2 separate regions of the Homo sapiens genome follow, and region 1 is linked to region 2. The links are chromatin loops, found by intact Hi-C in ENCODE. Cell type or tissue: endothelial cell of umbilical vein. All regions are shown on one strand. Each heading gives the region's core, and the rest is flanking DNA. Links, peaks and the distances in the headings are about the cores only. Region 1 overlaps ANK2 (ankyrin 2). Region 2 overlaps CAMK2D (calcium/calmodulin dependent protein kinase II delta).

What was found. Hi-C counts contacts between places; a loop is a spot of excess contacts. Peaks named below come from ENCODE experiments on the same cell type or tissue, not always from the same donor. Only the 100,000 strongest peaks of a DNase experiment are listed, where the experiment ranks them.
Region 1: a loop joins it to region 2, with 8 times the contacts of the local background. A loop is called at or near these places in 9 of 110 quality-filtered maps.

What each region holds. Positions count from the first base shown.
Region 1 is chr4:113,381,836-113,396,320 of GRCh38, reverse strand. ANK2 (ankyrin 2) reads right to left here. Exons shown (of 46, transcript NM_001148.6): 46 at 12,585-14,485. LOC105377374 (a long non-coding RNA gene) reads left to right here. Exons shown (of 5, transcript NR_199847.1): 4 at 5,500-5,619; 5 at 7,871-8,828. Among named protein-coding and RNA genes, the nearest start is that of MIR8082, 240 kb to the right of the region's middle. RefSeq lists an enhancer at 10,114-10,843. In endothelial cell of umbilical vein, for the core only: no CTCF peak of the experiment used is centred there; a DNase peak (open chromatin) is centred at 12,890; H3K27ac peaks cover 1,867 bases.
Region 2 is chr4:113,458,628-113,474,319 of GRCh38, reverse strand. CAMK2D (calcium/calmodulin dependent protein kinase II delta) reads left to right here. Exons shown (of 21, transcript NM_001321571.2): 17 at 8,716-8,791; 18 at 14,079-14,173. Among named protein-coding and RNA genes, the nearest start is that of CAMK2D, 300 kb to the left of the region's middle. In endothelial cell of umbilical vein, for the core only: no CTCF peak of the experiment used is centred there; DNase peaks (open chromatin) are centred at 5,179, 5,899 and 6,529; H3K27ac peaks cover 2,431 bases.

The sequences.
Region 1 (14,485 bases), core at 11,756-14,255, 85 kb after region 2:
TCTAATTCTGGCTCTCAAAATTACCTGTCTGTACCTAAAGATGGTTAATACAGTTTTCAGCATCCAACAGTACCTGGGAAAAATGACTTAAAAGATAACAAAAGAATTGTCATTGCAAACAGTTAAATGAACCCAGTCAGAGAATTATTTGAAGTTATCCAAAACCATTAAGGTCATTGGCAAGAAAAAGAAATAATCTATGTAAAACGCAGACTTGTTAAAAGTCCTCATAGCAAAGGTTTGGAAAGTCTGCATTCACACCTTCATGTACCCTTTCAGTAAATAATTATTATCTACTATATTCCAAGTACTATGCTATACCTTAGAGTACAAAGATGAAAACAGAGAAAGGATCTGACATAAAAGAGCTGAATTCTGGTTGGGAAAACAACAAAGTGAATATACTACAGTGAGATTGTCGCTGAAGTAGAGAGACGCAAGAAAGAGCACCTTAGACGACCTTGTAGAGACAAGAAAACCTGTGGGGAGACCATACTTGGGGTGTTTCTTGGAAGAGCTTCTCACGGGTTGGGGAAGAAACATTTCAGGGAGCAGGTGTGAGAACTGCAGTGGAGCAGGAGGCAGCTGCGGAGGGCACACTGCCTGAGGCTACACTCACCGCTGGTGGGGTTTGAGAGGTGGATGTTGGGGAAGGGGGCTGATGGAGATTAGCCCAGAGATCAACAGTGGTTGTAAATTATTATTTGCTTTTACGGTAAGTAAATATTACTTAAGTAACAAGGTATAGGATGTAATTATGTGATTCTGTACCCCAAAACGCTCACAAGAAAGTCATTTTCTGTAAGGGAAAAACTGTGAATCGCCAGCCAGATGCAATTATTACCATTTTCTTAGACATTTTATTGCCTTTCATCGCACTAATAGTTCCTAGTGTAATGGAGCTGTTACAAATGTGACCCTACCATTCTGGACCTATCTTTCTAACCGTGAGAGCTTGGACAAGTTACTCTACGTCTGTGTACATCACCAACCTCATCTGCAAAGTGGACACCAGAACCGCACTTACCTCAACAGGAGTGTTTTGTAAATGACAATGCCAGCAAAGTGCTTAGAGCAATATTTGGCTCATAAGAGGCTCTCAAGAACCGTTAGCGATGTTTGAAAGAAGGAATAATATCTAAACACATTTGAACTTAGTTTTTGTTTGTTTGATGGTTGAACTTTAATACAGTTTAACTTAATGGGCACTATGAGAATACAACTATGTGTTAAAATCGAGGCCTGTTAGAGCTGGCAAAGGTTTTAGAGTCAGCCAGTCCACAAGTCTCTCCACATTTTACAGGTGAAACTGTGATCTAGAAAAGTTCAGCAATGTTTCCAGTTACAAAGCTAAGGAGCTCGGAAAGTTCCAGTCTAGTGTGGAAGCCACTCCTAAGGCAAATGACTGATTGTCTGCTGCCCTCTAGTGGCTAGTTTGGGAAATTATCTTCTATACGGTAAGAAATGACACAGTACCACAAGAGCCGTTTATTTGCAGAAGGCTCACCAGGCAGGTTACAAAGTCTGCATGTGTTGTCTCTATAATGCAGTGTAAGTCAAAACTACTGGATGTTTTTATTATTTATATTTACAAGTAACTGCATTTTTTTCATACAAATCATGTAAGGTATTGCTCTTTTTGAGTATTTACAGCTTTCCTATGTTTAACTCACCTCTCCAATTATTTAAAACCAAAGTGTTGTTTATATATTAACAACATTTCACTGCCAGTATCTATTTCTGTTGTATTTGATTATTTATAACTAGATCATCTACCCTTCCTTTAAATAGCATATGATTAAAGAGAAGATAAAGAAGAAAGACAAACAAAGAAGAAATGAAGGAAGGAGGGAAAGAGGAAGAAAGGAAAGGGGGGAAGGAAGGAAGGAGGGAAGAAAGGAAGGAAGGAAGGAAAGAAGGAAGGAAGGAAAGAAGGAAGGAAGGAAGGAAGGAGGAGAGGGAGGGAGGGAGGGAGGAAGGAAGGGGCAAGAAAGAAACTACATAGTACTTGATGAGTCTCCCTTTTTATAGAGACCTGGAGAACAACTATGAATAAATCCACATGTTTACACATAAATTACATTTTACACAAATGTGAGTACGTGCTCTGCCGCCTCCTCTGGACCTTACTTACTCATATAAGATATATCTTTTTTTTTTTTTTTTTTTTTTTTTTAGACTCTCTGTTGCCCAGGCTGGAGTGCAGTGGTACGATCTCAGTTCACTGCAAGCCTCAGCCTCCCAAGTAGCTGGGATTACAGGCATGCACCATCACGCCCAGCTAATTTTTATATTTTTAGTAGAGACAGGGTTCCACCATGTTGGCAAGGCTGGTCTTGAACTCCTAAGCTCAAGTGATCTGCCCTCCTCGGCCTCCCAAAGTGCTGCAATTACAGGCGTGAGTCACCACGCTCGGGCCAAGACATATCTTGAAGATAACAGCTATACATGTTCCATTATGCATCCTGTTATAGATATAAAATTTGAATATTTTTACTATGATTTTTTAAAAGGTACAATATCTTCCTTTTGCATGGAGATGATCAATAAATTCCTTATAGTAGAATTGTTGAATCAAAGGAGTTTCTAAATGTTTAATTCTGAAAGGTGTTGTCTTCGTGCATTATTTTTCATTCCCACTGGCCTATGAGTGCCCCGTTTTCCCACTCTTGGGCGACCACTTGGTCTTATAAAAGTTGTAATTATTTCGAAATTGATGGGTTAAAAAGTTGCATCTTAATGTTTTGATTTATGATTTCTTTCATTATCGATGAGACCAGGATATTTTCCCAGGTAAACAAGTCATTTGAATGTTTTTGTGTGCCTATGTGAACAGCTTGTTCATATTTTTTGCTTTTTTTTCTGTTAAATTGTTGGCATATGAGACTTTTTTGGACAGTAAATTTATGCTTTTCCATTTATCTTTTAATTTAGCTTATAATATTCTTTCTGCATGGAAAGTTAAAATATTTATATGGTCAAATGTATTATTTTTTTCCACCATGATTTTTTTCTTGCCTACAAAGATCTTCCTAACCAAAGGTAATAAACCGTTTGCCTAAGCTTTCTTTTATTACTTTTACGGGTTCTTTAAAAAAAATTTACATGTAAATAATTGAGCTATCTATAAGGGATTTTGGTGAAGGTAACGCATAGGCATTCAGCTTTGTTTCCTGCCCCGAATTAGCAGCCATTTGACCTAACACTATAGTGTCTAGGCTTCATTTGAAATGCTGTATTTATTATGTGCCAAATTTCCATTGATTCCCCATCCTATTTCATTGCTCTCGCTGTCTCTTGCTACTCTAGTACTAAACTGTTTTACAAACAGTGGCTTAAAATATATTTTAATATCCGGTAGGTCTACTGAGTCAGGTGACAACATTCCTTTTTTTCTTACCCATAGAATCTTCTTGATTAATTCACATTCTTGTTTTTTCTTCCTATCAACTCAAATTAAAATCCTATAAGCAATTTTATGGTGATCTTATTAAATTAAGAAATAAATTAAGAAGGAATTGATGTATTTAAATTGTTATATGCCTATATATATATAAGTTAGTGCAAGTCCCTCCATTTATGGAAGTAAAAACTTGAAACATTTTAAAATAGGCTCTTTCTAAATGTATAACTAGGCATTTATTCTCTATTGTAAATGATATATAAAATTCCCTTCATTTTTATTTTTAATTTGGAGGGGTCTGTGTGTGTGTGTGTGTGTGCGTGTGTGTGTGTGTGTGTGTGTGTGTGTTAAGGAAAGTTAGACATATTCTATGATGAGTTGAAAAGAGTGACCAAATGGTTGACAGTAATTTTTCTTTCAGTTGGTTCCTTTTGGCTTTCCTGATTCACAAACATCGTTTGCATATTGACAATGTTTACCTATTCTTTTTTTTATTTTTATACTGTATTTCTTGTTTTTTGTCCATTGTATTGAATTGAGTAATACTTCCTTTTTAATATTATGCCTTTAATACTTTGCCTTTAATGTTATGCCACTAAGGACATAGGGGACTTTATTGTCTTATTCTCAGTTTTAAAGCAGAAATGCTCCCAGTGTTCATCTTCAAACAAGATGAATTTTGGTGTGAGGAGCATGTGTCCCCTTCTTAGTTCCCGTAATTAAATTAAAAAAAAAGTTACAAGATAAAAAGGCATGAAGTAAAAGGTATTCCTGATGAAGCACAAATTCTAGTTAAAATCAAAATCAATTGTGAACTACATCTTAAAAGTAAATTCTTTCTAACTGTATTATGTGACAATAGAATCTTCAATTTGCTTTCTCTTTGTGTTTCTTAATAAATGTATGAGGATTTTGACCTTTTTACAAGAAAGAATTCATAAATACTCCCTAACTGATATCACCTTGTAAGCAGATGAGCTAACAATTTAGATACCAATTTTAAAAGGAATGATAGGCCAGGTGTGTGTCTAACACCTGTAATCTCAGCACTTTGGGAGGCTGAGGCAGGTGGATCACTTGAGTCCAGGAGTTTGAGACCAGCCTGGGTGACACGGTAAAACCCCATCTTTATTAAAAAAAAAACCACAATAAAAATGAATGGTTTAATTGGTGATGCTGAGGGCCAGCACAAGGCAGGCAAGAGGAGAGATGTGGTTGTGTTGGGTGAGAAATCAGAGATAAGGTTTTTTCTGTTGTTGCAAATTATTGCAAAAGCTACGCTAAAATGATTGTAACTTAAGTGCTCTTAACAAAGGATTATTTGATCATTTGTAAAGGAAATGCAATTCATACATACACATACACATACATAATTTGATTGCCTTCAGGAAGAATACATCCCTTCCTACTTTCTTAAAAGGACATGAAATGGATGCTAAATTTCACCAAATGCCTCTTGGCCAACTATGGAAACATTGGTATGTGGTTGTTTCTCCTTTAATCTTCCAATATGAGGAATTTCATTAACAGCTATTACTAATGAACTATTTTTGCTTGGAACGAAACCATTTGTTTATAGTTTGTTTTTAAAATGCATTGTCAATTATATTATATTTTATTTGTAATTTTTGTAAAGAGATTCCTTAGTGAAATTGGTCTAAGAATTTTTGTTGTGTTATTTTGAGGTTCTTTTGATGTAATTTGCCCAGTTTGGGTACCAATGATATACTTGCTGTCTTAAAACAAGATAAACTAGGAATTTTTCTCCTGGGAGTCTCTGGTGGTTTCAGTATTAAAATTATCTGTGTATTGAGAGTTTAAGAGAATCCATCTGTGACAGCACCTAGATCTCATTCTTTCTTGTGGGGTTAAATATTTGCTGACTCAAATTATTTTATGGTTATTGGGGTTTACCTTTATTATCTCTTCTGTGGTAGATTTTATTAATTATCTTTTAAAAATCATCTCTCTTATTGGAGTTTTTATATTTACTTACAAAAAATAAGGTAACATTTTCTTACTATTATCTATTATTTCCTCTCTAATTATCTCCCCCCCCTTTTTTTGTTTTTGTTTGTTTGTTTGTTCTGAGACAGTCTTGCTCTGTCACCCAGGCTGGATGGAGTGCAGTGGTATGATCATAGCTAACTGCAGCCTCAATTTCCTGGGCTCAAGCAATCCTCCTGCCCCAGCCTTCCAGGTAGCTGGGAACACAGGTACGCATCCCCATATTTCATTAATTTTTAAATTTTTTTGTAGAGACGGAATTTCACCACATTGCCCAGGCTGGTCTAGAACTTCTGGGCTCAAGCAGTCCTCCCACTTTGGCCTCCCAGAGTGCTGGGATTACAGGCATGAGCCACAGCACTCAGCCTCCATTCTCTTTTTTATCATTGCATATTTCTACTTTCTCTTTTACCTCTTGATGATGTTACTAGCCATTATCAATATTATTATTTCAAAAGGTAACTCTTAGATATATTTTGCATTTTCACATTTTTATTTCCTACATTAAAACCTTCATAAATTGAAGGTTTCTATTTATCTCAATATATATAATATGTGGCATGTTCTCTTAAGTTTGCCATAGGCCAGCCCCTCTCCTGATTTTCTATGTTCAGACAATTCACATATTATTTTCCTGTCTGGCTACTCTCAGCACAGGAATTAGAACCCTAGTTTGAAGCTTTTAGTTTTCTTCTGACCTCTGTTTAGCCATATCTCATAGTTTCTAATATGTTTACTGTTCAGCATTTTTTGAAGCCACACTGCAGGAAGATTGAGTAATGAAAAACTAGGAAAGCATATGTAGAAAAAAAGGCAAAGGAAAAGAGAGAGAGAAAGAGAGCATTAGTTAGGTGTAAAGACAGGATTCAGGGATAAATCTATTTTTCTCATAAGCTGTGCTCACAGGCTGGGAGAGAAAGCCATCATCAGTGAGCACACCATGACAGAGCAAGGCCGCAGGAGATGGGGAGGGGACAGCAAGAATGTCTTTGTCCGTTTGGGATGCTGTAACAAAATACCATAAACTGGACAGCTTGTAAACATAGACATTTATTTCTCACAGTTATGGAGACTGTGAAATCCAAGGTCAAGATGCCAGCAGATTTGGTGTCTGGTGAGGGCCCATTTTCCAGTTCATGGATGGCACCTTCACTGTGTCCTCGCATGGCAGAAGTAACTAGCTAGCTCTCTGGGGTCTCTCTTATAAGGATGCTAATCCGAATCATGAAGGTGAAGCCCTGCCAAAGGCCCCACCTCTTAATACTATCATGTTGAGGGTGGAGGATTTCAACATATGAATCACCTCCCAAAGGCCTCACTTCCTAATACCATCACATTGCAAGGGTGATTTTAACATACGAATTTTGAACATAATATTTAGACCATAGCAAGGACACAGGCCATAAATCCAGGAGACAAGAGAGCATTCTTTGTGAGAACAATGAGTAGTAGGGTTCACGTAAATACAGACAATTTTGGAGGTAGTAATAGAAAAGGCATTTGTGATGGCTAATTTACGTGTTAACTTGACTGGGTCATGGGGTGCCCAGATATTTGGTTAAACCCTATTCTGGGTATGTCTGTGAGTGTGTTTGTAGAATGAGATTAACATTTGAATGGGTGAACTGAGTAAAGCAGACTGCCCTCCCTAATACAGGTGGGCCTCACCCAATCAATCAAAGACCTACATAGAACAACAACAAAAAGAAAATAAAAGAAACTAAGACAAAACTTCTGCTTGACTGCCCTTCAGCTATTAGTTTTCTTGCCTTCAGACTCAAACGGAAACACTGGCTCTTCTTGGATCTCAAGCCTGCCTTCAGACTGAATCTATATCAGCTCTGCTCACTCTGCTGAGTGCAGATCTTGCGACTTCTCAACCTCCATCATCATGTGGAACAATTCCTTACAATAAATCTCTTTATATATGTGTGCACACACACACACACACACACACACAGGCATGCATGCACACAGGCACATACACACTATTGGTTCTGTTTTTCCAGAGAACCCTAATATAGCATTGTAGTAATTCATGCCCATTGACATCTACTTTCTTATAAAACAGCGTCAAGTTCATCTGCCAAATGTGAAGCAGATAAGGAAGAGAAAATGGGCTTGAGAAGCAAGAAAGAGATTTTTCAGAATAGTAATGACAAAGTTACTGAATAAGGTCTGTTTCCCTTTATAAATATATTTTTCCAGAAGAAGAAGAATTTTTTCCGGAAGAAAAGTAATTTTTAATTAATTGTTAAATGATCAGTTCAATATGTCTCTGCTGCAAGATTATAAATCCAAAGGGAAGGGTCTGTGTTTTTCAAAGATGGAGTGTTGTTTATTGTTGGTGCCATTTGCTTGAGTTCTTATCCCAGCTTTGTCGTTTTCTCTCTGCATGATTTGGGGCATGTTATTCAATTTCTTTTCCCCTCAGTTTCCTCACCTGGATCTGTTTCCTAGGATTGTGATGGAGATGAAAGAAGAGCATTGAATAGTAACTGGCAATAGTGAAAACTCAGCAAAAGTGACCCATTGGGCCATGATCTTGGCCCAGTCTACCCTGAGCACTATAGCACAATGTTTAAAATATAGTAGGTCTTGAATTGCATGCATTTGTGGATGGATGAAGACTGTTATTCTCTGGCTTAGCCACTGTGATTGATTGTTAGCAGCTGAGCATTATTTTGGACCTATTCTACATTCTTCCCTGCATGTTGGGGGAAGAGCCTCAGGTATACATTTTTTGGAATCCCTTTCCAGTGGGGTTATGTATTTGATTTTGCCGATGAAAGTTGTTTGCCCAAGATTTGAAAAGGAAAGAGAAGAAAAATGATTATACCTTTGGGAGCAGCTGGGGAGAGGTGCATGGACTCTGGCAGAAGACACATGGAGTGTTTTTGCAGCCATATATGGGCTATCTCCTAAGAAACATATACTTTGCTGCTACATGAATCTGAGCCCTTCAGTGGCAGCTTGGATTTCTGATTTCTGCACTGGTGGATTTCTTCGTAGCAGTAGTAGCTCCTCAGTGTGAAAGGAAAATAAAAGCTTGGGACCCCCAATGCACTATGCCACAAGGAAAAAATTAAGCTGAAAGCTGAGTCAAGCAAGACACTGACTTTCCTTTTGTTTCTAAGCAGATAGCTACAATAAAAGGTTAAAAATCCCCACGGGTAGCTACTCTATGTAAAGCGCCAATTTACTGAGTGCCAAACGAATACATAATTGAGTATTCCCCTACCTGCTCCTTTTCCCTTGCAGCATGTGAATTTAGTAGTGTGATCATACCCTTCCTTTTCCTCCTCCAGCCTGCTTTTCCCCGTTCAATACTGAAGCCCTCAAAATTATTTTCGAAGAAGGCACAGACCTATCTCCCAGGCATGTCCTCAATTTTGGCAAAATAAATTTCTAAACTGATTGCGACCTGTCTCAGATCGTTTTTGGTTTACACCTGCCTTCATTTGTTGTGGCACTCCTGACACTGGTGTGAGTTTCTAATCCCCTGCATTAGATCCCTTCCTTCTTAAAATACCTAGAGGGCTTTGTTTTTTGGATTAAGCCCAATTGTTAGGGGATGAATTGTGTCCTCTCCTCCTCCAAATTCATGTCAAAGCCCCTAACACCCACTACTTCAGAATGTGACTGCATCTGGAGATAGGGGTCTTCAAAAAGGTGATTAAGTTAAATGAGGCCATTAAGGTTGGCTGTAATTCAATATGATTGGCATCCTTACAAAATGCAGAAAATTGGACATACACAGAGACATAAGGGATGTGGGCACACAGACAGGAAAGTCCATGTGAGGACAGCGAGAAGGTGGTGGTCTGCAAGCCAAAGAGAGTGACCTCAGGAAAAAAAAATCTTGCCCATATTTCAGTCTTAGACTTTTAGCTTCCAGGACTGTGAGAAAATGACTTTCTGTTGATTAAATCATCTGGTTCATGCTATTTTGTTATGGCAGCCCTAGGAAACTACTACATTAATCTGAACACAAATTGGATTGTTAGAACAATAGACTCTAAATTATCTCCCTGACTCTTTGAGGAGAAAGGGTATGCTATGGTCGTTCTCTAAGGCTCCAAGGTATCACCTATCTGTGAGTCACTTGAAAAATTCACACAAGGCACCTTTCATCCAGAAGTTGCTGCTGTACCAGTGCCATGTGAGTTCTGTAGCACAGCCTAGACGAGGTCTGAGTTCTGATCAACAGCCAGGAAAAACTGGCACAATGCGTATGTGTATTTTTTGTGGATATCATGATTCAGTTTTTTCTGCACATCATAAAGGCAGCTGAGGTGTCCATAGCCACCTCCAGTCAAGCCCAGACCCTGCCCACAATGCTCTGTAGCAGCTGTGGAGGACCTGCTGCTAATGGGGGCATAGCCATTCAGTAGGGGAGTTTGAGTGACTCTCTCCAATTCTGTAGTCAGTTTTGACAGGTAAGAAAAAAAGAACACCTCAAAATAGAGAGTGTGGGGGAAGAAAAAGGAATGGAAACCAGAACCGAGTTATAAGGGCCTGTGATGGTTGATAATGAGTGTCAACTTTATTGGATTGAAGGATGCAAAGTATTGATCTTGGGTGTGTCTGTGAGAGTGTTGACAAAGGAGATTAACATTAGAGTCTGTGGGCTGGGAAAGGCAGGGACACCCTCAATCTGGATGGGCACCATCTAATCCAGCTGCCAGCATGGCCAGAATATAAAGCAGACAGAAAAATGTGAAAAGACTAGACTGGCTTAGCCTCCCAGACTACATCTTTCTCCCACACTGGATGCTTCCTGCCCTCAAACATTGGACTCTAAGTTCTTCAGCTTTGGGACTCGGACTGGCTTCCTTCCTCCTCAGCTTGCAGACAGCCTATAGTGGGACCTTGAGATCATGTGATTTAATACTCCTTAATAAACTCCCCGTATACATATCTATCCTATTAGTTCTGTCCTTCTAGAGAACCCTGACTAATACAGGGCCCACTGAAGAAACAGAAAGAGATCCTGAAGAGTCCTTCCTCCAAATGGGAAGTGAATCGAAGGGCTTAACTGACAACATCCCTGTGATTCTCATTATAATAGGAAAAGATTTAACTGTATTTTCTAACCTACAGGGGTAAGCTAATGCCTTTAACACCTACCCCGAGGCTGACTCCTACACAAAGAGGCAGAGGGTCACAAACAGGGATCCACAATGAACGGACATCAAGGATACTTGCACAACAGGGGCTCTTCTACACTAAGGAGTGACAGACAGGCCAGGGCTGGCTGACCTTCCCTGCCTGGAGCAGTGAGATGCATCCAAGGCTAGTAGCAGTGTCTCCTATTTTACTGATGAGGAAATTGTCATCCAGTCGATAAACCTTTACAAAGTCATGGAAGGGGGCTAGACAGAGCTGGACTGATTCCAATCCAGGTCTTACTGTAAGATAACACACTTACCAATTTGTCACATTGCCTCATGGAAACATTCCATGAACTGAACAACTGAATGTCTCCAGTGACTGAAGACATCTCTTGAAATATTACATGTGCCACTGCCAAATGTCTCTGTTTACCATAGATAATAGCTCCATCCAAAGTCTATCCATATGCACTATTTACTTCATACTGTGGAACTAATTTAAAGCCAGGGAGTACTTTTGTTTTTCCCAGAAGGCCTGAGTATAACCCAATAGGAGTATTTTAATTTGTGTTCAGGACATCGCCCCCTCCATCCCCACCGCACAGATATCTAAAAGATTTTCTTACTTTGGTGATTCAGTCTATGATTGTAATTCTAGCTTCAATTAGATTAGAAAGAGAAATGATACCTTAAATGAAGGAAGGAGCATATAGTTTTTAAGCAGAGGTGGCAACCAAAGACATAGACTTTGAAATATTTTCTTTTAGAGCATGATGAAAGCAAGCAGTTCATTTTTATTCTGTTATTCAGGAGAACCTCGTAGTGATTTTGGTTCTCACTAGACCTACGTTTAACTTCTCTTTATCTGATTTATTCATTTGCCTGACTACTTGCCCACACCCAGACTCTCCATGCTTACAGAAATCAAGTGACTCCACGAGCAAACTAATTTCAAATTCAATTCAAGCCTGTTTCCGAGTGCTTATATGTCACTTTCACCTCTTCATGACTAATACAAATGATTTATGAGTGGTGCATAATCTTCTCTCAGTCTGGAAGTTTCCCCCACCCTACCTTTAAATATACTTCTGTAAAACGGCATATGACTCACTGAAGTTCTTTTACAAAAATGGGTTTTGCACAGCAAATAATTAAACATGAGAAGACATTGAATCTTCTCTGATGCTTTGATTTCCTTAATCAAACCCAAAGTAACACAAGCCCAGAGTTCCTGTAAGTAGAAAGTACAGCACATTAAACAAATGAGAAGGAGAGAGATGATCACACAGACACTCCTACTTTGGAATTATTTTTAACTGTTTTCTTTGAAAAATGTCAAGCATAATTGGTATTTTAAGTTCAGAAGACCTGTAAATCAACCAAGGATAGAAATCAGATCCAGTGAGCTTCCTGTCTCATACCAGATAAGATTTAAATAAAACCTACTCAATTTCTAAATCATGTCTTTTTTGTTTTGTTTTTACTGTAAAAAATATTAAAGCAACAGTAAAGGGATTTTTCAAAAAATGAAACAAAACTCTCCACACACAACTGATTTTGATTTTCCATAGTCCTACCCTGTCTTTATTTATATTAATATATCCATTTAATTTTAAATTCTCAGGCTCTAAGACAGAAAGAAAACTCCAGAGCCAACTGCTGTTCCCAAAGACAGAAAGTATTTAGTGACAGCCATGGCCTCATGGGAGAGAACCAAACCAGTCTTGCTGTGCTGCCAATCCCACTTACCCTTTCTCATCCCCTGCAAGTCCCCAAATTCCTATTTTCTTTCATTTAGTAGTGATCCAAAACAAAAATCCTCATTTTCTTCTTTTGCATAACAAGAACAATAAGAATTTCTTGAGGGCAGAGGCAAAATCTATTTATCCCAGTGCTTAATCCAGTGCCAGGCATATAGCATATTCAGCGACTAAATAAAAACCATAAGAAAAAAAGCAATTTGTGTCTTTCTGTTGGTTTCAAGTCTAGCTCAACTTTTTAAAACCTCTTATTCTCCTGAAATCACAGATTCATGATAAAGAAGAACAAATCACCGTTGCCACATTTAACACTTGTACATTTTATTTAATTAAATCAGCCATTGTACACATTGCAGCTATGTATTGTTAGTGTTGTATTTTTTTTTCCATTAACTAATACATGCCCTCATAGATATATTCAATTAGTGTTATCACCATGGGAACAAGATGCTGATTCGTCAACTGAAAATTCACTTCTTCTCACAGTATTCAAGTTTTTGATAACACAGCAAAAATCAAAATCAAAAAAAGGTGAATAACCATTATGTTGTTACACAGACATCATCTGCACTGCAAATAACACAACAGAAATGCTTTTCTTGAGCTCCAGTGAAGGTTTTGACAAGAAGGCCATAGGGTGTCTCAAAAAGTTTCACCATCGGCCTCTCTTATTTTGGCTGCCAAAGAATGTCTCATTTCCTATCCAACTGCCAAAAAGTGCTAGCATTTGAGGCTTAGGAGATTTGGCTTGTGGGAAACCTCCCTCCCAGGAAATTTTTTCTCTTGGCAACATTACTTTAAATGATGAAGTGCCATTGTTTGTCGCATTTGTTTTTGACATTCGGAGCAATGAGTCATTTTTGCACAACAGGAAAAGACCAGATAATTGGAAAATGTTCAATCCCTGGAGGATAGACTCTGTCCTTTTTTATTTAAATTTCATCTTCATTGAATATACTTTTCTTTAACAAATGACTGATTCAAAATGTATACTGTTTATATGAATATATTTGTGAATATATATATGTTAAAATGCTACACAGCTTCAACCACTAGAGGAATAAGGAAGAGGACATGGAAATTACTCAGATTGTTACAGTCCCTTCTTTGAGACAAACAAACAGAAGTGCACAAATGCACTTAAGAGTTTCCAAGGGAGTGTGGATTTCAAATAAATAAACCAAAAATTTTAACCAAAACCAAATTTTCAAGGATTTCTCAATCTTGTCTGCAAGCTGAAAAACAGACCTAGCTGGAAAGTGAAAAGTGCTCACTCAGGGTAAAAAGAATGGAAACAATTAATGTGATTAGAAGAGGGGTTTGACCGTGGTCTTGATTTTTAAACGCCACATGCAGGTATTAGAGAAGATATAAACCTGAAGAAAAAAAAGAAAGAAAGAAAAAAAAAAAGAAACCACTCCAACATACTGAAGGAGTTTAACCTTTTATGTAGTGGGTAAATCTTGTTTCCAATGAATTATCTACAGTGCAGTGGCCAGAAGAAAGTACCACTGTAAGACAGCGTGGTTTGCTAAAGCAGCAATGAAAACTGGAAAACTACAGTAGTTATAGCTTTTAAAATACCCTGCCAACTTGTCCAAGATCTAAAGACCTGAAGATGCTAGAATGCCACACAATGTAGCTGCCAGCAACTGAATACCCCATCGGTTCATTCTGCGTGGCCTCTGCTCCCTTCTCCCCTCCCTCAGAGTGGCTGTTGGAGTCCTAAGCCATGGCTGGCCAGCACCAGCAATAACTTCTCAGGACAGTTCTGCAAGGCTACTGACCCACCTTTAACTGGGAGCAGTGGCTACTCTGGAAGTTCTAAGGACATAATAGGTTTGAAGTGCTTCTTTTGCAGTAAAACTGTATTATCACTCGATTGTGTTAGCAATATCTTAATTAACCATTGTTCAGCAATTTCTAGAGGCCTTTTATTCTGATGCCCAGTGTAGTTACAATAGGCAGTGGTTTTAATTTTAATATGTTGTTCATCTGAGCATTTCAGCTATATACATTGTACATAGATATTCCTTGGAAGGATTCCTACATAGTGTCACTTGAAGAGGTCTGCAGGTGAAGTTCTTCTGATCAATGGATTTTCATGGATCTTGTGCAGAAGCAAAGAACAATGGAGGTGGCCAGTTCCCAGGTTAGCACAGACACAACAAAGTATTGGATACAGCATCCAGTATGAAGGA
Region 2 (15,692 bases), core at 4,832-7,331:
TAAACTTGAATGCCAAGAGACTTTATAATCTTAAATCTGAGCAGAGGATGTGAGTCTTTGACCAGTTTCTTAAAATCTTTTTCTTCCATGTCATCAACTCTTAACTGGAAATGGTACCACACCTATGTGATTCATGGAACATCTTAATACTTGAAATACTCAATGGTATTCACAATGCTGTGCTATTTCTAGCTTCTGCAAGTCAGCTGGGGGTGGCAGAATAGTTACCCAATTACTTTAATGTGGCTAGAGTGAATTCTTTCACATAAGCAAATGTTCTGTGTAATCATAGTTTCTTTAGACTCTAAAACATTTATTTAAGTCATTTTTTAATGAAAATCTTTATAAATACTTTATACCTCCTTTAATTTAATAGTAAATATTTTATTTCCATTTCCGGTCAAAGGTAATTTTAGGAATAACATGACCATATTTTACTGTAACCCGTGATATCCTTGCAAACTAAAAAAAACATAAACCTATTTGTACTTATTCTAAATGATCCCAATGCTAGATCTTTCTGATCTTAAAGATTTGTTAATTATTTATTATTAGGCTATAGCAATTTAACAGGGCTAAGACTGATATTACTTCTTCCCCAGTTAACTATCATTTTGTACTATGAAACTACTCTGCATTATATAGCAAAGTTCAAAGATGGTTTGAATAATTTATTTATTTTTTTTAATCCTGAAAGCCTCTAGTAATTAAAGGGTGAAAAGTTGATGTTATTCAACAGGTGACTTCTGGATAAAAGAGGTTTACAGTAAACATTCGTGAATAGAAATTTAGTAATTGCCATGTCTTATATTTGAATAAAATATTAAATCACTCAACTTTAGAATCTGTGATAAGTTTGATTTTAAAAGCCAAAATTATGAAAATTCCTCTCCCCAACATTAACTGCTACATCAGTCTAGTGAAGTAAAAATAAAGTCACAGAGAAACAAGCCGCTAATTGCACAGAGAATGCCAAATATAACTGAATTGATAGGCACCTTTTTCTGTAAAACTACCAAGAGCATAATTTGTATAGTTGCCTAAAATAGTAACTATTCCCAAGGGTTAATTTTGTTAATGGCAGCATGGAAAAAGACAATAAAACCACGGGGCACCCAGTTGTGTGAAATTGATGTAATAATTAATTACACCCTTAGCCTAGTAATTAAGTAGTCAGTCACCTTGCCAGAGTAAGTTCAAAGGCATTTAGGTGGTTCATTTAAGTTTATGATTTCAAAATATTGAAGTAAAGCACTGTGGGCTGGAAAGGAACATAGATCAGTGAATTGAACAGCAGAGGGGAACCTTAGCCAAATAAAGCTCTAACCCTGGCACAGCCTCTGAATTTGCTAGATGACTTGAGCAAGTCACTTAACCTCCTTGTCCTTCAAGTCTCTGACAGCCAAGTACCCAATAACCTGTAAGAAATGTAGAAAGAAGGATTTAAATTAAATAGAACTAGACATATTAAGAAAGTAAATAAATAGAATTGCTAACTTAAGATGATACAAAAATTGTTGCTATATAACAATTTTAATTGCACAGCTTTTGATCATTGAATAAGTGCTTTTTAGGCACAATTCACTAAAAGATTTCAACATATGACACTCTGCAAACATCCCAGTGAAGACACATTTGCAGGTATAAATTCAGTTTATTTTGTGGTCCAAGTTTCATTGTAGTCAGCTAGACCTCTCAATAGGGCTTATCATCAAGTAGTTTCACTTCAATGAACTGATTAATCCAAAATCTAAACAACTGAAAAGCTCAAGCTCAAATACTAGAATTTCTTTGCACTCAACCCTCTTGAAAAGAAATATTAAATGTAAACATTGACTAGAAGTATCTGGTTTATCTTACTAAACTTTTAAGATTAAATCTGCTGCTATTCCGGCATCTGAAATACTGCAGCCTCATAAACTTTGGTCCTGATGCAGACTCTGAAGTATCCAAGGTGCCTTCTCAGCACCGCCACATCCAAACTGCTATCATACATGATAATTGTCTACATACTTGCATTTATCTAGTGATTTAAAATGTACACAGTATTTTATATATATTGTCTAACCATATACTGATATTTATTCATACATGCATGCATTTATGGACGTTGACTCAGTACTAGGTGTTCAGACTATAAACTGGTCAAGTTCTAGTTAGATATATGAACATCCCGTGATAATGCAGTAAGATCAAAGTAACGTAAAGTAGCTGGGTCTGAAGCACGCAGGAAGAGCAATACAGACAAAGTGACACTTGAGCAAGGTATTGAAAAAGATTTTCAGGCAGAAGAGGGAGAGCTTCTGGCAGAAGGAAAAATGGCAGGAAAAGTACAGTTATCAAAGAGCCAGGACTAGCTGAGGAAAGGTGAGCCCCTTGGTGTGGCTGGAGAATATATAAAAGCCCTAGAGGACAAAAAGTGTCAAGAGATAAAGCAGGAAAAGTAAGAAGATCTTTAAAACAGAGAACTTTGGGCTTCAGCTTCTAGACCATGAGAGGAGGGGGACTAGAAACCTTAAAGGGGTGGGGGACAATGGCAGCTCTGTTCTATAGAGTGATGATTCTGCAACAGTGAGGAGTGAGAGAGGCCGGTGTGGGAGACCTGGGAGCAGGAAGGGTCAGGAACTTCCGAGAGCCTGAATCAGAGTAGTGGCAGTGAGCCTAGAGAGGAAGAAATGGCTCTGAGAAAGAGTTGGAAGAATGTAGAATGGCTAAAGATCTATGAGGAATAAAAAGAAAGGAGATAGCAAGGCTTCCAGTTTGGGCAGCTGAGTAGATTATGATGCCACTATCCAAGATGAGAAATTCCAGAGAGGCATCAGACTTTGTGAGAAAAATACTGAGGTTCATTTTGGGCACCCTGGGTCTGAAATGCCAGGACAAATTCAGATGTTTAGAATGCAGTTAGAAATATGAGCATGGAGCCTAGAAAGATTTAAGGTCTCCGAGATAGAGAATTGGCAGTCTTCAGCATGCGGTCAGAGCCAGAGGAGTGAATGAGATTGCCAAGAGTAACCAAATGAAATAATTAAGAGGCTAAGGATGTATCCTGGGAAACATCATCAGAAGTGCTAAGGAAAAAGAATGATCCATGGAGGATTGGATATGGAAACAAAGAAAGAATTGAATCCAGAAGAAACCCCAGGTTTTGAGCTGGGAGACTGGCAAAATTGTGGTTTCATTAGCAAAAATGAGTAAGTCAGGAAAACAAAGGAGTTCGATGATCAGTTTTAGACAAGTCAAAAAGTGTTTTCTGTCATTGTCAATAAACGATAAGACATACTACTTTATACTTAAATTATTTCCATTTGTCAATTTTATATTTCTTAAAGGCTGTCTGGTTATCACCAAATAATGTACCATCATATATTTTAAAAAGGTCATTGGATTGGGAATCGAAACCAATTGAGTTTGTTCTGGACCTACTATTCATTCAAATACTTATTAAACATTTCCTATATGCCATGCACTGTGTTATCTGCTAGAGATGCAATGGTGCAGTACCACCCTTCTAGAGTAATAGAGAAAACTGATTAATCGGTTACATGCAAATAAATATGTAAATACAAGTGTACTAAGTGCTTTTAAAAATCAGGTGCCAGCTATGTATGAATTCATAACATCGCGGGGACCTGACCTAACATGAGGCTCAGGGAAGACTTTTTTTTTTTTTTCTTTTTTTTGAGACAAAGTCTCGCTCTGTCACCAGGCTGGAGTGCAATGGTGCAATCTCAGCTCACTGCAACCTCCACCTACCGGGTTCAAGTGATTCTCCTGCCTCAGTCTCCCGAGTAGCTGGGACTACATGTGCGTGCCACCACACCTAGCTAAGGTTTGTACTTTTAGCAGAGACGGGGTTTCACCATGTTGGCCAGGATGGTCTCTTGACCTCGTGATCCACCCGCCTCGGCCTCTCCAAGTGCTGAGATTACAGGCATGAGCCACCGCGCCTGGCCCAGGGAAGGCATTTTTGAAGAAATAATAGTTGAATTGAGATCTGATAAAAGAAGTAGGAGCAAAATGGGGGGGGTGCAGTTTTCCAAGAAGAGAAGACAGTACATATAAAGGGCTGGTAATAGGAGGCAGAATGTCCATTTTGAATTGGTAAAACAAAGGAGCAAGAGTGGATTGGAGAAGATAAAGTCAAAGAGTCTGAATGAGTCTAATGAGATGGGCAGAGTCCAGATTACGCAAGGTTTTGTAGTCTCTCTTCAGGTACCTATCCTGAGAGCAGTGAGAAGGTTTTAGAAGAGTTCAAATAGAAGGTTATCTGAAGAGATAGGCATTTAAAAAAAAGAAAGAGAGAGAGAGAGGTGGTTGCATTGTAGAGAACAGAATAGTGAAGAGCAAAATTGGTTGCAGAAACACTAAATCAGAGGGCTGTTACAGAGCCTGGACAAGAAATGATGGGTGCTTATACCCAGAGAGAGTGGGGGTGAAGAGGAAAAAAAGTCAAAAAGAAGAGGAAGGCAAATTCAACAGAACTTAATGGATTGGCTTGAGGTGCTGGATTTAGGGAGTCAAATATGATCCTCAGGTTTCTTTCTGGCTTATGCAACTGAGAGATGATCTTGCCATTCACCAAAATGGGGATCCATGGAAGAGCAAGCAGGCTTGTAGTGGTGGAAGTTCTTAAGCTCAGTTCAGTATATGTTGGGTTTGAGGTCCATTTGAGATACCCAAATGGAGGCTCAAAAATAGCCTTGACACATAGATCTGAAGGAAGAGTCTAGAAAGGAGGTTAACAATTTGGGAGTCATTGGAATATAGATGACTATTTAAAACACTGGTGTACACAGGACTTTAGGGATGCAGCATGAGATAAGGAGAGGGACTCAAATTGAGTCTTTAGAAGGAATTGAAGCATTTAATATCCAGGTAGAGAAGGATAACATGGCAAATGAGAATGAGAACATGTAGAAAAGCAAGAGAGTTAAGTAAAAGGAGAGTGTTCCAAGACAAGAAGGTGGGAAGGAGTGATCAGCAAACTCCATACCTTTGGGCAATGCGCATAATCCCTTTATTTATCTGTTAAACCAAGAAATAATCACTGCATTCCTGAGTATTGTTATAGTAACCAAATCTAATGTTTGAGGAAATGTTGAAATCTGTAAGTTGTTTTATTATGTAGTTACTCTCAGTTCTTGGGTTTTATTTTGTTTTCAAACACTGGGATCATTCACACCCTTATCTTACTCTTCCAGGCCTCTTAGAACAAGAGCCAAAAATATATGAATTTGAAAGGGAAAATGTTCCCAATTCTTTGTGCATAATTGCATGGAAAGTAATTCCACTCAGAACCTGGAACATCTCTCCCACTTGGTTTTCTCTTTTTCCTTTTCCTAAGAATCTAGAAATCGCCAGAAAGTACTTTGTGTCCTATGAGTATAGGCTTGAGCACTTCAGTTCTAGAAATAAACCTAGTAGGTAAACAGCTTCCTGCGATTAAATGGCTAGCTCTGGAGTGGAAGAAGCTTCTGGTATTCAGGGAACACCTTACTGGTACATTCTGCATTCATCGTGGTATAATTAGGGACACATCACAAGCTCTCCACTTTGACTTTTGGAGTGGTTATTTATTACTTGGTGTTCAGGAAGAGGGAAGGCCAGATGAGAATGGACCCCCTCCCCACACAACTTGTCTGTCCAAGCCACTGACACAGTAACTGTTCCTCAACCTCACTGCTGATTGAGAGTAGAGCTAGCTAACACCAAACCCTCGCTCTTCCTCTAGGTCAGATGCTGGGCTTGTGGCAACAGTTCCAACAACAAGCTGACTACTATATACAAATGATTCATTTCCAGCCTTCTGCTTTCCTTTAAAGAGTCAGCTGTCATGTGCCGCCTGTGACTCACTCAAGCTCCTTTGCCCCAGTGAAATAAGCACTCTAAAGATTCCTGAGTTCCAGGCCCCTCCTAAGCCAAACGAGTCACATTGTTTTTATGGTGATACAGCACAGAAGCATCCTGGCTAATTCCCATTTGTTGTCCTGCCAGCAAAAGCACCATCGTTTCTAAGCATAAGAAGTGAGAGAAGGCAATTTGTGTTGCTTTGTTTATGCAGGACAACCCTTAAGCCAGTTGTGGCATGCAAAATACTTAAGAGTGAATGCGTATTTCCACAGTGGTTCAGAAAGTAAAAGATGGCCATATACACCCGATGATTCTAATTCCATATTATGCTTGTGAGGCAGTGCAGAGACTTTCAGAAACTTTAGGAAGTGATCCTAAACTCTTCACACTCTATAAACTGAAGCCTACCCTAATGAAGCTCCACGAAGGACGTTGATCTTATGCTCATTTCAAATTGGCCATGTTTTCTAAACTGTAGTTTTTCCTATCAGCTGTATATCAGACCAAAAAAAAAAATCTGTTAGTTTGAAATGAGGATTTCATGTGAGAGAGAAGTTTTGGTGGCCACATTTTTATAATCTCATTTTCTGAGATCCTCCTCACCCGTATCCCTTATATTCCAGAATCGGGTCAGCTGTCATTAGCTTTTGCCAAATGTTCATACTGTTGAGGGCACAGACAGATGAATCACCTATTGCCTAACTGAATTAAGCTAAAATGTGTCACTGGCAGGATCCTTATTACAAAATCATGCCCTGATACCACTTCTGTCACTATGTTTTGCTGTTGAATGTATTATTGATATTCATCAATCAAATGAGCAAGGGCAAGAAATGTTTTGGACTTCTGTAGGAGCTGTGTTATATTACTTTATATAAATGAAAAGTAATTATGTAACTAAATATGAATTCTAACCCATATAGTGATTTTTTAATATTATAGACCTTGACATTGTTAGCAACCATATTATGGACTAACTTAATCACATTTTATAGGATAGTTTATTACTTGTATTTGTTATGATATAGTCTCATATAGTCTCGATGAAGTAAAATGTGGTTTATAGAAAATTTATTTTTAAATAATGTCATCACCTAGGTAACCTGAAGTTTCAGAGTGAAAGTAAGCATTTAAGCTTGTGGTTAAAATCTGCTTGATGAAGATCAGATTCATAAAAAATGCAAACTGGTTTCTTTAGTCAATAAAGAATAAAACCTGAGGTCAGCTTTCTTCGTGATCAATAGCCTCACTACCTCAGTAAGATAAGATGGGAAGTAACATTTTGTGATTCCCAGTCTATGTTCAGTGATTTTAAGGGAATATCGCAATATTCTTAAAATCCAGTAAAATTTGATTTCTAAAATATTTCATGCAGTAATTTTATAAATAAGAGAACAGTGTTCTGAAATCAAGAAAAGTTTATTAGTCTCAATTGATTAAATTCACAAACATTGAGCATCTATTCCATAAAAGACACTGAACAAAGCTTTTTAGGCTATACAAGAAAATAAAATGTTCTTTGCCCTCGGGAAGCTTTTAAGTTAACAAGGAAGACACATTACACAGTACAGAAAGTTTAATAACAATTTAAAACAAGTAATAATGTGTTTTAAACTAAAGAAGGTATCAAGAGATAGCATATGCATAATTGCCGAGTGATACAGATGCTGCAGGCTTTCAAAAAAGAGAAAGAACACTTGAGGCAGATGTCAGTAGAAACAAATTCACTGAATAGATAGGATTTGAGCCAAACCACTATTAATAATTTCACCAATTATGGGCTAGGAATAGAAACAAATCATGATTGGTGTTGGGTTTGACAGCTATACCTGGAGGCTTTCATCTTATTATCTGCCTACATCTACAGTATTGATTCATATGTCACTTCTTCAATTTGTAGAGTTTACTAAAGGCCATTTGTCTAAAAACAAAGGCCAGTCACAGTGTCGGCATCCTTTTGTAGAGTTTGTCAAGCAGAAAAGTGAGAAAATGCAAATAATTATATAAAGTTCAATATCTCAATGCAAGATATCATCTTTACTCTGAAGATAGACATATTATTAGAATGATACTTTTTAAGATTGTTTTTAATAACACTTGTTAACTATGAAGAGAAATATGTTTACTAATCCAATCAAGTTAAGGTAGTAAAAACTAATTTTATTTTATTTTATTTTATATTTATTTATTTATTTATTTATTTATTTTTGAGACGGAGTTTTGCTCTTGTTGCCCAGGCTGGAGTGCAGTGGCGTGATCTCGGCTCACTGCAACCTCCACCTCCCAGGTTCAAGCAATTCTCTTGCCACAGCCTTCCCAAGTAGCTGGGATTATAGGCATGCGCCACCAAGCCCGGCTAATTTTGTATTTTTTTTTCAGTAGAGATGAAGTTTCTCCGTGTGGGTCAGGCTGGTCTTGAACTCCTGACCTCAGGTGATCCGCCCACCTCGGCCTCCCAAAGTGCTGGGATTACAGGCATGAGCCACTTTGCCCAGCCTTAGTAAAAACTAATTTTAAAAAACATAGCCTTGACCGACCTTTCAGGTGACTGTTGTTTTCAAACAAATGGAAAATAGCAGTGCTTTCCAAACATGAATGTACTCAGAGGTCACCTGAGAGTCATGTTAAAATGCAGATTCTGGCAGGGCACAGATCACACCTGTAATCCCAGCACTTTGGGAGGCAGAGGTGGGAGGATCACTTGAGCCCAGGAGGTCAAGGCTGTAGGGAGCTGTGATTGCGCTACTGTACTCCAGCATGGGTGACAGAGTGAGACCCTATCTCAAAAATTAAAAATGAAAAAGAATATTTAATATGACTTTTGTCTTTTATTCTTACCCAACTCCATATTTTTGCCTTTAGCACGAAAGCAAGAGATTATCAAAGTCACTGAACAACTGATCGAAGCTATCAACAATGGGGACTTTGAAGCCTACACGTGAGTAGCGGACGTTTACTTTGCTTTCATGCATATGGTAAATATATTTTTTATATGAATGCATTATTCAACATGTCTGAATTCACATATATTTAATTCAAGGTTTGATATGTTAACAATAGTTTTATTTCATAAATGACTAAGTGCCCCTAGGAGAGAAAAATTTCAGAGAAAATTTCAGAGAAAAGATTTCAGAGGCCAGGCACAGTGGCTCACACCTGTAATCCTTGCACTTTGGAAGGCCAAGGTGGGAAGACTGCTTGAGGCCAAGAGTTCAAGACCAACCTGGGTGACAAAACAAGACCCCGTTTCTACAAAAAGTTTAAAAATTAGTCAGGCATAGTGGTGCACACCTGTAGTCCCACATACTTGGGAGGCTGAGGCAGGAGGATCACCTAAGCCCAGGAGGTCGAGGCTGCATGGAGCCATGGTCACATCACTGCACTCCAGCCTGGGTGACAGAGTGAGACCCTGTCTCAAAAAAGAAAAGAAAAAAGATTTCACAGAGAGAAGGCTTGACTTCTGATCCAACGATTGGAGATTTCTTTGTAAATATACAGATGTATAACCACTCCCACATCACACATACAGAAGTCCAGATGAGAAAAGGTCAGTCCAGGCAGAGCAATTCATGTGAGCAAACACACAAAAAAATATGAAAGTACATAAAATGTGCATTTCAGCTTAAGAAATGTTTTCCCTTGCAGTTCTGCAGAGGTTCTGGGGCAGAGAAAGAGATTAGGAGGTGACATGAGGCAGCCTTCTCTCTTCAGCCAGTACAGCTCAACTTTATCTGCATCTCTTTTATATGTTTGTATCTTAAGGAAAACTTTACTTGAAGAATGGGTTTTAATGCTTATTTAAAGTTTATAAACTCCTGGATCATAGGAACTATGAAGGAAATTACTTTGCTGAAGTTAAAATAAAGCATTCAATTTAAATAGGGCCTTCTCCTTACACCATGCAACTAATGAGTTCCACCCCAGTGAAAGACTTAAAATGCAAAACGGAGATTGAATCTGATCTCTGGCTAGAAAGATCCAAAAGCTGAAGATATAATCATAAATGAGAACATAATATGATTATACCTAAATAGATAAAACGTGTATACTTTAATTAAAAAACCAAGAATAAAAGAGACAAACTTAGAAAAACATTTGCAAAACATATATCAAAATTTAATTTTTTATATTGCGTGAATATGATTGAAAAGTAGAAAAATAGGTAAAGAACATGAACTGACTATTATCAGAGGAGGAAATATAAATGACAAGTAAACTAGTAAAGGCATATTCATGTTTACTAATTAAGTATACACAAACTTGAATGCAAGAGCCTCTTCTCCCTATAAAGTCAGCAGAGATGTAAATTCTGCTGATAGCCAGCAAGGTGCAGATACTGCAGGACAATGGTGACTTTCCTCCACCATGGAATAAAACACAATTGGGTGCAAACTTTCAGGGTGGTGGTGGTGGCAGATATGGGGGGATTAGTAATATATTTTGTTGTATAATCTGTTATTATATACCTGAAAGCTTTTATAAAGTCTCACTTTACTGTAATACTATAATTCTACTTATAAGAATTTAACAAGTATAAATTTTTTATGTAAAACATGAACAAAAATTTGTGAACAAAGATATATACTGAAGCAAAATTCATAATAGTGAAAAATTGGAAACAATGTATATGCCCAACAGTACCATTCCCATTAAATCATCTTTGGTACAATGGTTATGTTGAGTTTCTAGCGACCTGGAAAAATATTTATGATGTTTTTACTGAAAATTAAGCAGGACTTAAAAGACTATGTACATAATTATTACAACTAAAAAAGTAAAAGGTATTAAAAGTGCCAGGTGCGATGTCTCACGCCTGTAATCCTAGCGCTTTGGGAGGCCAAGGCAGGCAGATCACCTGAGGTTGGAAGTTCAAGACCAGCCTGACCAGCATGGAGAAACCCCATCTCTACTAAAAGTACAAAATTAGCCAGGTGTGGTGGTCCATGCCTGTAATCCCAGCTACTTGGGAGGCTGAGGCAGGAGAATCACTTGAACCCAGGAGGCAGAGGTTGCGGTGAGCTGAGATCGCACCATTGCACTCCAGCCTGGGCAACAAGAGTGAAACTCTTTCTCAAAAAATAAACAAATAAATAAATAAAAAGTATTAAAAGTGGAATGAAACATGCCAAATTAGATTTTAAAAAGAAAAAAAGAAGTTGCCTCTGAGAGGTAAAATTATGTGTGAATTTTTTTCCTGCTTTTTTATTCTTCCCAAATTTTACATAAGCAAGTATTACTTTTATCATTAGTTATAAATAAACACAAAATATAAAATATGGACGAGATTAGCTAAATGTAAGACAAACTATATCAGGAGCTTCTTCTTATAACTTAAATATGTGTGCATATATGTATAAACACATGCATATACTTATGTATGAGTGTATCCATTCTTTATCATGACCTAATAAGACATACTTGGAATAAAAGAAATAGTAAAAATTGGAGTTAAGAAGAAGTCTGTTTTCAGAGACAACCGTTCCCTATTAAACAATTGTTTATAGCTGTGCCATAGAACCTGCTTTTTAAAAATTCTTGTTGCTGTTATATCCTTGTTAGATACATATGATTATCCAAAGAATAAGATTATTCTCTTTTTTAAAAAATCTTTTTTTTTTGCAATAGCATTTCCTTGTGGAATGATAAAAAGTTGTGTTTGTTATTGTTAAAAAGAAGTTGCCTCTGAGAGGTAAAATTGTGTATGAATTTTTTTCCTGCTTCTTTTATATTCTTTCTAAATTTATAAACAGATACTACTGTTATATAGGGAGCAATTGTAGCCAGGCAAAAGTGTATGTTTCCTATATTCTCAGTTTAAAATAGGGTATTTTAAATAATGCTAAACCTTGGGATCATACCAGTTCACTAATATCTTTGCCTATGGAGACTTATAATCTGGCCTGATTTTGTACTTTCCAGCCAGAGCTAATCCAACAGGGCTTCCATTCGAGAGCTTTTGGGATGGTAGAATGTACTGGTGGATCCCTGTCAGCTGGTCCTTAGAACACCTGTTCAGATCACACACACCCACATGTCAAATGGCAGCTTTGTGGATCTTTCATTAATACAAAGCCTTTTATGGGGTAGATGGATGATTAGATAGATAGATAGATAGATAGATAGATAGACAGACAGACAGACAGACAGACAGACAGACAGACAGACAGACAGACACACACACACACACACACACACACACATTTCCAAATATACTGACTCTTTTTCATGGCTGGGTAAGAAGATCCATCATGGCACAGTGATTCCCAGATTATGTTAGTACTGATGTAAGGCAGTAAGAAATTTTGGTTCACTGATAATGACAACCAAAAACCATATTTATAGAGGAAGTAATAGCCCCTGGCAGAATAAATTCTTGTTACCATAGGAACGCTGTTCTTCCCATTTTGCTTCTTAGAAAGAGACTATATATATTTGATTTTAAGCTTAAAAATGCCTGCCCAGCAGGCAATCTGAAGTGAAGGTTACTGTAATCCTTGCCCCCATCATCTTTAAGGCACAAAGGATATCCACTGTGATTTCTACTTTTTAAAGGTATTCTTTAAATAACACCGGTTCCACGTTCTATAAACAGTACTGCACTTTGAGGAACTACAGTGAGTTAGACTTTTGAAATTTGTATTTCTGTTGAACATTTAAAAAATTTTGCTCCCCCTCCACCCAAATGGGGAATTTCTCTATGAAATTAGATGTGGCCCCATCCACTGTATTACCCTTTGGGGCAAATTAATAAACAGTCCAAAATCCTTTGATTTGTACTCCATTTGATCTACCTTGTGAACTCCCATTCATTCTTCAAATCCAGGTCTTGTCACCTTCTCTGAGAAGCCTACCCTGATCACCATAGGCCCAAAGGAAATATTTTCTTCTCTGCATTTCCAGGGGCCTTACACACATAACACAGTGACCCTGCTTTCCATATCAAGCAACCAGTCATCATTCCCCAAGCATACTCTGCATTTTCACAGCAGCAGACCATTGCACTTGCTGTCCTCCCCCTGCCCACCACCTCCCACACACCTGGAAAACTCTTACTCATTCTTCAAAGCCCAGCTCAAATTTTCTTCCTCTCTTAAACCTTTCCTGTTCATCTATTCTAGTATTGATTATTGTATAATTGCTTGTTTTGAAGAATATCTGCCACATAGTAAGTGTTCAGCAATTCTTTACTGAATAAATAAATTTCTCCAAAGAAAGCTCATTGGTTTTTTCCAAATATTTAAAATTGTGCACCCCTTTATTGAATCATATTTCTAGGATTAAGAAAGAAAACCAATATGAGCATTTGAACCTTCTGTTGATTTCATTTTAAAAATAAAATAAACTTAAACACAATAATAAGATGTAAGTCTTGTGGACATTGCCAGGAAGTGTAGGGTGTGATACTTTCTTTCAAGTCAATTGTAATATACATGTTTGACATGAATGTAGGATATGTGGTCCATCAAAAATTATTCCAAGGCTAAGCATGGTGGATCACCCCTGTAATCCCATACTTTGGGAGGTCAGGTGGGAGGATCACTTGTGCCTAGAGTCCGAGACGAGCCTGGGCAACATAAGGAAACCCCATCTCTACTAGAAATAAAAATTTAAAAATTAACCCAGCATGGTACTGTACGCCAATACTCCCAGCTACTAGGGAGGCTAAGCCGGGAGGATTGCTTGAGTCTGGAAGGTTGAGGCTGCAGTGAGCCATGATTGCACCAATACACTCCAGCCTGGGCAATGGAGCAAGACCCTGTCTCAAAAATAATAATAATTATTATTATTATTATTGCAGAAGTATTTAATTTCAGAATCAAAGATAGTTTTATAGGATTTGGAGAGTGTCTTACACTTGGACAATAGGACTTGGAGAGCATTTTTAAAAAATAGTAAACCTCAATCAAGAGTTAGAAAAACTGGAAAATTCACCTTAAAAATAAAAAAGTAGAAATTATAAAAAGGGGCCTCCTAAAATATTGTGTATTATCATCTGCTTGAACTGGATAAATTAGTTTGTTCCTATCAGAGTTCTCTGCAAAATGTCTTTTTAAGAGTCTGCTCCTCAACCCACCTTGCCAAGGTTTATGATAGAACTTTTGTATGTAAGTGTTTTTAGAGGCTCTTTCCTTCAGTGACTGGTAAATCAGAATGTTTACACATGAAACAACAAAACACATTAAAGCACCTATTAATTGGTTGTTTTCATTATTTTTCTTTTACAGAAAAATCTGTGACCCAGGCCTTACTGCTTTTGAACCTGAAGCTTTGGGTAATTTAGTGGAAGGGATGGATTTTCACCGATTCTACTTTGAAAATGGTACATTTATTCCTAATTTAATAACATGCCCTTTTTAAACCTCTCTGAATTTTCCCAAATTTGCAGATTATTTTGCTCTTTTCTACAATGAGAGTTTTTACCTTCATCCAGCATTTGAAACCATACAATGGTTTTGTATTCAAAATTGAAAAAAAAATATGTCAGGCTTGGCTTACAGTTTTGGTGTGTTTTAAAAAATATCTTTGTAAAAAAATTAATGTTGACTGGGCACTGTGGCTCATGCCTGTAATCCCAGTGCTTTGGGGGCCGAGGCGGGTGGATCACTTGAGGTCAGGAGTTTGAGACCAGCCTGACCAACATGGTAAAGGCTCATCTCTACTAAAAATACAAAATTAGCTGGGCATGGTGGCGCACACCTGTAATCCCAGCTACTTGGGAGGCTGAGGTATGAGAATTGCTTGAACCCGTGAGGTGGAAGTTGCAGTGAGCCAAGATCGCAAGCCTGGGCAACAAGAGTGAAACTCCATCTCAAAAAAAAAAAAAAAAAGTAATGTTGATTGAATACACTTCAAGCAAGTTGCAGTTAATGTATAATATAAGCTATAAAGCAGTTACAAAAAATGTTATTTCACATTTTCATAAAACTATATATAAAAAAATTAGGCAGGCACGCTGGCTCATGCCAGTAATCCCAACACTTTAGGAAGCTGAGGTGGCAGGATAGCGATAGTTTAAGGCCAGAAATTCAAGACCAGTATGAGCAACATAGTGAGACCCCATCTCTACAAAGAATATAAAAATTAACCAGTCATGATGACAAGCACCTATAGTCCCAGCTACTTGGGAAGCTGAGATGAGAGATCACTTTGAGCCCAGGAGATTGAGGCTGCAGTGAGCTATAATCATGCCACTGGACTCCTGCCTGGGTGACAGAACGAGACCCTGTCTCAAATTTTAAAAATAAGAAAAAGAAAAAATAGGAGGAAAAAATTTTTAAAAACCACACCATGCCAAAATATTTAACATAGAAGAGTGCTTTCAAGCATATGTGATGCTTATTTTCAAAGTAAAATGAAAATGAAGGTGAGTAATCAGATAAATCTTTCAATTCAAATTTTAAGACTTGTGGTAGTTTCAGAGGAAACAGCCACTTTTCAAAGAAGGTGACAAAAGAAGTTCATCCTGCAGAAATCCTTCAGGTCATCAAGAAAAATGTAAACCAGGAATTCCCTTTATCCTTCTCTTTTTCCTTACACCTAATGACATTAGACATTATGCTGTGTTTGCATCTTGCATTAAGGGAATTTACTATTTTTGCAGAGATCTTATTGAATTAAAAAAGAAATGTATTATAGGAATGATTAGGATAATCACATCACTTTCAGTAATTATAAGCTTTGATAAGAATGTCTGCCTTGGCATGGATTTTCGAATTAAGATGTGTTGGATGAGTTACTTTTTCTTATATGCATTAGACATTTACAAACAAATAAACAAAAAGAACTATTTGATAAATTCTCTTTAACAAAATTTCAGTAAATGTTATCATATTCCCTAT